3 separate regions of the Homo sapiens genome follow, and regions 2 and 3 are each linked to region 1. A link is a contact called in ENCODE Hi-C or POLR2A ChIA-PET data. All regions are on one chromosome and are shown on one strand. Each heading gives the region's core, a stretch centred on a gene start or an enhancer-like site at or near the end of the contact. The rest is flanking DNA. Distances are from core to core; before and after follow the strand shown. Region 1 holds the start of KLHDC10 (kelch domain containing 10). Region 2 overlaps LINC-PINT (long intergenic non-protein coding RNA, p53 induced transcript). Region 3 overlaps LOC105375508 (a long non-coding RNA gene).

Region 1 (2,988 bases), core at 328-2,827:
AGACCAGCCTGACCAACATGGTGAAAACCCATCTCTACTAAAAATATAATTAGCAGAGCGTGGTGGCACATGCCTGTAATCCCAGCTACTTGGGAGGCTGAGGCAGGAGAATTGTTTGAACCTGGGAGGCAGAGGTTGCAGTGAACCGAGATCATGCCTCTGCACTCCAGTCTCGGCGACAGAGTAAGACTCCGTCTCAAAAAAAAAAAAAAACAGTTAACATATATTAATTTTGGTTTTTATATTTTAGAACCATAGGCTTTTTTTTTTTTCAAGTCTCAAACATTTTCATAAGCAGCGTGCTATGGTGCTAGTGACTAAAACATTTCTGCCTACAGGGACTGGAAGTAGGAAAACAAGGAGGCAGTGCCAGTGGCGACCAGAAATTTGCACACCAGGTACAAAGGGTATTTGTCCTCAGCTCCAGCAGAGTTTCTTTTTTTTCTCTGCAACCATGTAAGGTTCTTCTAATGCAAAAGAAAAAAAAATCTGTCACATCTAAGGACCTTGAAAAGTTTTGTTTCCCTTGAGGAATTTGATATGCTTTTTCCTTATCATTCAGAAACATCAGTGTATAGTATGTTTTCCCAGTCTGCATTGCGCCCAGTAAGTTTCAAGCCAAAATTTCTGTTTAATTTTGGAACAATAGAAACTCCTGATCGGCACATTAAAAATTTTCTTTGATCTTGATCTTCCATACCCGTTGCTGCCTTTTATTTAATTTTACATTTCCTCTTGATTATATATCTTCCAAGCTGATTAAAATTTTCTACTAGCCAAAAGGAGTTTGAGCGAACAAAAATATTTACAGAGCCATCAGCCATCTATGAGAATACCTTTTTCTTGGCATTCCACACACTGCCAGGTGTTATTTGAAAAGTCTTTACTGATGTAATAAACCAGAAATGGTTTCTCATTGGGGTTTTATTTTGTATTTCTAAGATTACAGGTGAGAGTGAACATTTTCCCATATTTGTTAACCAGGTTTAAAACTGTTTGATTGGGACGTGGCTTATACAGGGACAAATGCAGCTAAGCCGACTGAAAGACAAATGAAACCCAGGAATATCTGGTTCTTACATTTTAGCTTTGACTCCGCCCCTGGGTCCCCTCACCTACCCGGACCCCAAGCAAGCCCTTTGTGTGTGTCAACCATCAGTGAATGGGATCTCAATCTGAAAAGCTGGCAGAATACCGTCTTGCCCCCAAATATGTGTATTATGCGTATATCCAGTGTCTGATTGCAATGTTTATGGGAAAAAGTTCCTGAATCCTAACCAAGACTGAGGCACTGGCCGTCCCCGGGAGTCTTTCCGCAGGCGCGGCCTCTGACACTCGGTCTTCGATTGGCCCGCCTGGCCCCGCAGGAGTCGGGGTGACGCCGGCCAGCCCAGAGCGGACGATGAGAGCTAGGAGTGGCTGCTTCTGCCTTTCTCTCCCCCTACTTTTTTTTTTTTAGCCATAGCTATGGTTACCACGTTTCTCTCCGCCTCCCGCCACCTACCAAGAAAACGACTGACCATTGGCTGCCTTTCACCAAGGCGGTAAGTCATTGGTCTCTGGTGGGACCGGGCGCTGCCCCCTTCCCCTGTCTCCTGGGTCTCTGGAGGAGCCCAGGAAGGAGGCTCCGCTGGTTCCGCTGGGTCAGGCGCTGACGGGACCGGGCTGCGGCAATCGTTAGCGGGTCATGTCGGCCGCCCAGGGCTGGGACAGGAACCGCCGGAGGGGAGGAGGCGCCGCCGGCGCTGGTGGCGGAGGTAGCGGGGCCGGCGGGGGCAGTGGGGGCAGCGGGGGTCGGGGGACTGGCCAGCTCAACCGCTTCGTGCAACTCTCCGGGCGGCCGCACCTGCCAGGTGAGTCGTGGGACAGGGTCCTGACCGCTTGCGGGCGGGAAGGTGACTGCTACCTTTTCTTTTTCTCCCTGGCTTGCTTTTCCTTGGGAGGAGGAAAGGCAGGCCCCACGCATAGCAGAGGGACTGGGGATCAGAGAAAAGGGAAGGTGTCTTTGAGGTCAGGGAGGGAACAGGAGCACAGCGAAGAAAAGTATCTGTGCTCTGTTGAAAGCTCTGTGCTGAGAGTTGTGTTTTCTTTTCAAAGGAGAGGCCACTGTCTCATTGACATTTCCAAATGTTTCGGTTACTCGATTCCCAATCTCTTCCCCTTCCGCAGTTTGATCTTGTAAATGAAAGACATTGGCGCCTAGCTGTGGGAAATTATTTCAAAAAGGGTGCCAAGTTAAGGAGAGAAGAAGGAAACGCATTCCAAGGAGTGATTTTGTAAAAACTACACGGGGCGTGTGTGTAAGAGGCATTCTGAAACGGAAGAAAGGGGTGGGGGAGTGTTGGCTGGGGAGTGTATGGGAAAGAGAACCTAGAGGATTAGGGAAAACTAGTTGGATTATTAATATTTTGGAATGTTCAGAGACAGGATAATGGTGTCTAGGTTTTAAGGGGAGAAAGTGAAGATCAAAAATATACTTAGTGACACAATTATGCTGTGTTTACAATATAAAAACAACTGAGAATTGGAAAAATGTACCCAATACAATTATTTGACATTTTGGTCTACAGTGCCCTAGCCTTGAGTTCAGATGCTTTTGAAAACAAAATAAAATCAAGTGGATATGTATGTGTAGACAATTTTAAAGAGGTATGTTTGTAATTGAATATTCAATCTAGTAGAAGGAAGGTAGGGAATTAAATAATGCAGAGAACGTCAAATATCCCACTGGGCAAGCTTATTTTTACTATGAAAAGAACTATCAGGAATGATGTGTTAATTATTCATCGTGTTTTTTGTGAATAATATTGATTATATTAGTGATATATTTGTTTAGCTGATGAGTTTTGAGAACATGATGAATTGGTTTTTATGAATTGTGCTTAAGACTGTACCTTATACTTCTAGTCAAAAATTATTATTTGATTAAATTGAAGATGACAAAGGGAATTTAGCACATTTAATGAGACAATTGCTTATGTTCGTGAT
Region 2 (2,988 bases), core at 188-2,687, 890 kb after region 1:
TGGCCATGTTTTGTTTTGAGACAGAGTCTTGCTCTATCGCCTAGGCTGTAGTGCAATGGCACGATCTCAGCTCACTACAACCTCTGCCTCCCGGGTTCAGGTGATTCTCCCGCCTCAGCCTCCCGAGCAGCTGGGATTACAGGTACCTGCCACCATGCCCAGCTAATTTTTGTATTTTTAGTAGAAACGGGGTTTCACCATGTTGGCCAGGCTGGTCTTGAACTCCTGACCTCAGTGATCCACCTGCCTCGGCCTCCCAAAGTTCTCGGATTACAGGCATGAGCCACTGCACCTGGCCCGGTCATGTTTTTAGAGTGACATATGAAGACTCCTAGAAAATATTAATACAGAAGAACTAGCTTACTATGAAGATTTCAAAATACTAATACAAATTAATGAGGTACACGTGAAATCTTCCCTGGGGAACTTCATGAAGAAGATAAGCATCCCTCCTATCTGGGTAATTTGCATACCCTCCTTCCTTAAACGCTGAGGCACGGATTGGTTCATTGGTTCAAAACCCTATCCATTATTCTCATAGCTCTCTTTATATGACAAAAAAATTCTGTCATGTCCCATTTACTACTCTAAAATCAAATTTGTTGATAATATTAACTACTGTACATGCAGCTTTAAAACATGAATATCCTAAATGTACATAAAAGATAATCTAAAAGAAGCAATTTATAATAAAAAATACTTCACATTTCATTATATAAATAATTTTCAGGTACAATTAACTATGTAATCAAATAGATGCTTGTAACTTACTTATAAAGAAGAAGCTTGTATTTAAGAGAAGTCAGATTAGAAGCTTTCCATATTAAAAGTGCAGGAAAATGAAAGAAGTAGTATAGGTGGACCAGAGAATGAAAATGAATCTATTCTGTGTATATTAAAAGTATGCAAAAATTATTTTGCATTTTTATGAAAAAATAAAGTCTAGGTTCAGAAAATTATAAACTGATCTTTCCCTACACGAATGTCCAACAGGATAACTGAAAGTCATGTGTACTACAGGGCAATTCTTTATCTCTTTTCTACTGTGGGACATTAAGTTCTCTCGCTCTCACTCATGAAATATCCTTCATTAGGCTGGGCGAGGTGGCTCATGCCTGTAATCCCAGCACTTTGGGAGGCCGAGGCCGGCGGATCACCTGAGGTCAGGAGTTTGAGACCAGCCTGACCAACATGGGGAAGCCCCGTCTCTACCAAAAATACAAAAATTAGCTGGGTGTGGTGGCTTGGGCCTGTAATCCCAGCTACTCACGTGGCTGCAGCAGGAGAGTTGCTTGAACCCAGGATACGGAGGTTGCAGTCAGTTGAGATCACACCACTGCATTCCAGTCTGGGCAACAGAGTGAGACTCCATCTCAAAAAAAAACCAGAAAAATCCTTCATTGTACCACCAGAATACCCTCATAAATTTCCACTCTGTCACCTAGGGGGCGGTACTGCTTCCATGAGAACTCCTGACCAGATCATCTATGGGAGTTTCCTTTTAGTCTTCATCGTCCGTCGCACTGAGAATCAAATCCTGATGGACAAATCAGCAACATAGCTAGGAAGCACAGTAACTTAATATAAAAAAAGACTATGAAGAAATTAATTTAGTTTAGGCTTATGCCATTAACTGTAGCCATATTCAACATAATTTCCTCTTTTTGAGTTCAGGATGATTGGTTACTCCACATAGAACATGGAGTGGAAAGCTGTATCTTTGTGACTTTTATTTAGATAGCACAAAATGAGCCTGATTTTTAAAATGTGAACATTCAAACCTGGCTAACTAATGATAAAAAAGGGAGTTTTTCATAGAACTCTACAACTCTCATTTCCTCAAAACAAGAATTAATGCATTCTTTCACATGCGGTCATTACAGGAAGGGGGGGTAGCCATTTACTGTAAATGCCTTTCTGATGCAATTCTACTACCTCTTTCAAAGACAGAATTCATCCAAGAAGCCTTAGTCACTTCTTCAAGAAAAATGCCACCGCGCTGAATGTACACAGACTAAACCACATGCCTAAGGAAAAAAGATGAGCTGATTCCACCATTAGAACACAGTTCGGGAGAAAAGTGGCAGAGAGAGAGAGCTCATAGCTTGTCAGAGCAGATCAAGTAGTATGTCTGAAAATCCGCCCTTTAATGTAACAGTCACTGTTTCATAAATCAAATGCAAACATAGATTTCCCCTCTGCCTAACTTTTAAAGTATACTTCCTAAAAATATAAGACCCCACTTCTAAGCCAGTAGCAACTGTGGTGATTTAATTTTTAAAGTTTCATGCACGGAAAGAAAAATGGAATCTTATCTTTTAAAATTTGAAAATGAAACTATGTTTTGAAGAGGGTAGATTTCACAGGAAAAGGGTAAGACAGTGGATAATACGATAAAGCAGTTTGGATGGAAAAACTTCAGACAAATAGTTCTGAACTCTTCTCAAAGAGAGGATCAATTTTTCTAAAACCTCAAAACCACCCAAAGGGAAAAAAAGGAATAATTTCTCCAGTTTATCCTTACCCGGATGAGCATGAATTCTTCTAACAGCCAGATGCACACACTTGTTTTTATGGAGGAGTTACTGCTGAGCCAAAGCCCAGGAGTCACTCAAGACTGGAGGCTGCGTGCTGCTGGAGCCCGAAATCCCCTTGATGAATGAAACTGCACATCGTAATATACACATTCAGAGCGGGCTATTGGCTAAATGAAGGCAATGCGTGTGGAAGTCTGATTTGCCACCTTCAGGGCAGGCGTCTTATATCCTAATTCAGAAAGATGACAGGCTTTTTTTTTTTTACTCCCTAGACAGTCAAAACTAGAAAGGGTTCGTTTTTCTGTAGCCTTCTCCCCAACCCTACGGAAACCACAGAGAGAACAAACCACAGTGAGACTTGACTCCTTAACTAGGCAATGCCAATGAGAAAAGAATTATGTTGACACTGGCAATTTACAAATAAGTCTCACACCACTGCCAAAGCTTGTTC
Region 3 (2,988 bases), core at 232-2,731, 720 kb after region 1:
CTCTCATAATATTCCAGCCCAGATTTCGTTTTCTTTTTTTTGCATAAAACTCATATCCTCCATAATGTTTAGAATTTCTTTTTTTCTTTCTTTTCTTCTCTTTTTTTTTTTTTTTTTTGAGATGGAGTCTCGCTCTGTTGCCCAGGCTGGAGTGCAGTGGCACGGTCTTGGCTCACCACAATCTCCACCTCCTGGGTTAAAGTGATTCTCCTGCCTCAGCCTTCCGAGTAGCTGGGATTACAGGTGCACCCCACCACACCTGGCTAATTTTTGTATTTTTTGTAGAGATGGGGTTTCACCATGATGGCCAGGGTGATCTTGAATTCCTGACTTCAGGTGATCTGCCCGCCTCGGCCTCCCAAAGTGCTGGGATCACAGGTGTGAGCCACCACACCTGCCTGTTTAGAATTTCTTGACTGCATTTTTCAGGTCTTATACTAATTTTTTTTTTCCATGTGGACAATCCCATTTTTGTTGATTGTTGTTGTTCTCTTTGTTGTTCTGTGATGTTTCTTTTTTATGGGATCCCGTTTTTGTTTTGTGGATTAAATATTCCCTAAATCTCCCTGAAGATGCTGCATGTTCTTTTCCAGTTCTAAACTGTTCACTTAATTATTTGTTTCCTCTGGAGACATTTTTTCTGTTAATTCTGGTCTTTTTCTTCCATGTTGTGTATTTGCTTCCAAGCTGGTGATCCTTGCCTGGTTTTCCATTTTGTCCTGAAAATTTCCTTTCCAGCAGTCTTTTTCTAAAAGTAAAAGCTCTTAACATCTATCTGCATTGATACCTGAGAACATCTGTATGAGTTGTTCACCCTTAAAGTACACTGTTCTTTCACTACTGATGATGACGTATTGAATAACTCTGGAATCCTCTCACCAAAGGAGGACCTTCTTTAGCTCTTGTAAATAACCTTAGATGATACATCTGCACATCTGAGCATAGCCTGTGTTCTGCTGCAGTTTTCCGTATGGGAGAGGAGTGGTTTATCTCACACTAATGGTCAATATTTAAAGGCTCTCTTTGGGTCCATCTGGTGGAGGGACCTGCCCTGCAGCAGCATCCATCCAGACCCTGCCATCCTGCTCTTTTTGGTAGTTTCTGGTTGTTCTGTTAGTTTCTGAAAAGCACACATGGCCTATTTGTATCCTGGACAATAGTTCCTTCCTTCTGCTCCAAATAGGTTGATTCGTTAGGAGTTCAGGTAAGATGACCTTTATGGGCTAAAGATAAGATATGTGTAAATCCAAAGTTCCATTGAGGGACAGTTCTACCCAGGGTGACAGGAGCTATAACATAGTGACGTTGCAACCCTGTCTTAATGGTGACATGAGTTGTTCTGTAGCCCATCCTACATCTCTGTATTCTAATCTCCTTTAAGATCAGCGATTATATTTTTAGTAGAGCTTGGTTTAGGGGGAAGAAAGATGAAAGAAAACAGAGGGTGAATAAAAGCCCTTTGTGAGAGACACCAGCACAATTATACTGTTACCGGTGGAGGGCGTCCAGGCTCTTGGCGTCTTGAACAAAGAATTGGACAAAACGCACAAACAAAGCAAGGAAGGAATGAAGAGATTTATTGAAAATGAAAGTACACTCCACAGTGTGGGAGCGGGCCCGAGCCTAGGGGCTCAAGGGCCCTGGTACAGAAGTTTGGGGAGTTTAAATACCCTCTGGAGGATTCTGTTGGTTACATTAGGTATGTAGTATGTAAATAGAGGATGAAGTAAAGTTACAAAGTTATTTATTTGGTGTACTCCCTATGGAGAGGATATTTCCTGTCATAGCTGAAGTGTGAATCCGCCTTACATTCCCTGCCTCCAGACCCTATTTTCCTGCCTCAGTGCTAGCAGTTTACACTTGGCTAATTGGTATTTCTTTATCATGGGTAATTGTAAATTTCAATTCCCCTTACCTGGATTATTAGATTCAGACAAATGTGTTTGTAGCTTAAAGGCTTAGGAAGCATGAGCCTTCAATTTCTCTGTAACAGAATGCATTATTTACAATAAAAATGTAGAGGAGCTCATAATCCTGGTTTCAGCTTTAAAACAGAAAAAGGTCTAAAATCATTAAGAATCCTAATTTGGCAAATGAAAGTGGATGAATGCCATGGTTTTAGATTTGGGAGGCTGAGAGTTTAGTTGAGAAACTCTCCAGGCTTTCATGATGCAAATCTCCCTGTTGGAGTAAAAAGATAAAGAAAATTCTAAGTCGTGGTATTAACACTTGTATAACCAGTTACGATGTAGGTGTATGCATCTGTTTTGTAACGATTGTGTTGTTCAGACTTATTCCTAAAGGGCTTTAAAACAGTTACAAGAATCTGACATATTGGACATGTAAAAAATTTAAGCTACTATCCATGTTTTAAATGTCTGGGAAACTCTCATTTTTTAATATCCATTTATTTTTTATTTACTGCTAAGTAAATACATATGTAGATAAATTTAAAATGTTTACAGCATAACGCATTGGACCGTGCAGGATACTAACATGGATATTAGATAAAGTGCTAATAATGAAGTGTGTTCCTCAGATAGAAACATCTCGCCCTCCCCTGGTAACTGCATATTCTGCTTTCAAAGTTCTCTCTGATTACAAAAATCTTTCAAATTCTTTTGATCTAAGAAAAAGAGGAAACCCCATAGAGGGGGAACAAGCCCAGTGCCAGGGTGATCAATTTTGCCTCATTTTTATATAATCCTTTTTGTGGTCATATTTCTCTCCCACCTTAAATCCATTATTCTTCTCCCCATCCCCTCAGATGGCCATTTCTTCAGTATGGTTGGAACACTCCCTAGAATAGCAGAATGGAGAGTGTCCAAAACAACTTTTACTATTTGTGCTAGACCTTCACCAAACAGTAATATGAATTTACTCTTAATAAATTTGTTGCCTCTTTATATTATCTCTCTTTATAAAAGTTAAAACAACAAAATAACAAAACCAAAAACCCAAACATTCTAGGTAGGAAAAAAAAAGAGA

Evidence for each region. Hi-C counts contacts between places; a loop is a spot of excess contacts on that map. ChIA-PET counts read pairs that join two places held with the same protein, here RNA polymerase II (POLR2A). Pooled maps may share reads with other maps.
Region 2: a loop to region 1 is called in a map of naive thymus-derived CD4-positive, alpha-beta T cell, with 5 times the contacts of the local background. The contact joins the enhancer-like site here to the promoter of KLHDC10 in region 1. A Hi-C loop is called at or near these places in 1 of 168 maps with a recorded cell type or tissue (naive thymus-derived CD4-positive, alpha-beta T cell), 1 of 37 single-sample maps with no recorded cell type and 6 of 50 pooled maps. POLR2A ChIA-PET finds 5 or more read pairs at or near these places in 1 of 52 experiments (activated CD4-positive, alpha-beta T cell).
Region 3: a map of MCF 10A shows a loop between it and region 1 (11-fold over the local background). The contact joins the enhancer-like site here to the promoter of KLHDC10 in region 1. A Hi-C loop is called at or near these places in 1 of 168 maps with a recorded cell type or tissue (MCF 10A) and 1 of 50 pooled maps. POLR2A ChIA-PET finds 5 or more read pairs at or near these places in 5 of 52 experiments (H1, HCT116, Panc1 and 2 more).

Annotation. Positions count from the first base shown.
Region 1 is chr7:130,068,957-130,071,944 of GRCh38, forward strand. It overlaps KLHDC10 (kelch domain containing 10), which reads left to right and starts at 1,578. Exons shown (of 10, transcript NM_014997.4): 1 at 1,578-1,853. The coding sequence starts at 1,688. RefSeq lists enhancers at 1,093-1,292, 1,323-1,512 and a silencer at 1,613-1,782.
Region 2 is chr7:130,958,599-130,961,586 of GRCh38, forward strand. The region is part of intron 5 of LINC-PINT (long intergenic non-protein coding RNA, p53 induced transcript); the gene reads right to left. Among named protein-coding and RNA genes, the nearest start is that of LINC00513, 47 kb to the left of the region's middle. RefSeq lists enhancers at 1,399-2,598, 1,925-2,014, 2,568-2,657. Within about 2 kb of position 1,438, at least 16 of the 41 ENCODE cell types and tissues checked have a DNase peak (open chromatin) inside an H3K27ac peak, as active enhancers do.
Region 3 is chr7:130,793,015-130,796,002 of GRCh38, forward strand. The region is part of intron 3 of LOC105375508 (a long non-coding RNA gene); the gene reads left to right. The region is part of intron 2 of LOC105375509 (a long non-coding RNA gene); the gene reads right to left. Among named protein-coding and RNA genes, the nearest start is that of KLF14, 60 kb to the left of the region's middle. Within about 2 kb of position 1,482, at least 2 of the 41 ENCODE cell types and tissues checked have a DNase peak (open chromatin) inside an H3K27ac peak, as active enhancers do; they include HCT116, where a contact is called at or near this core.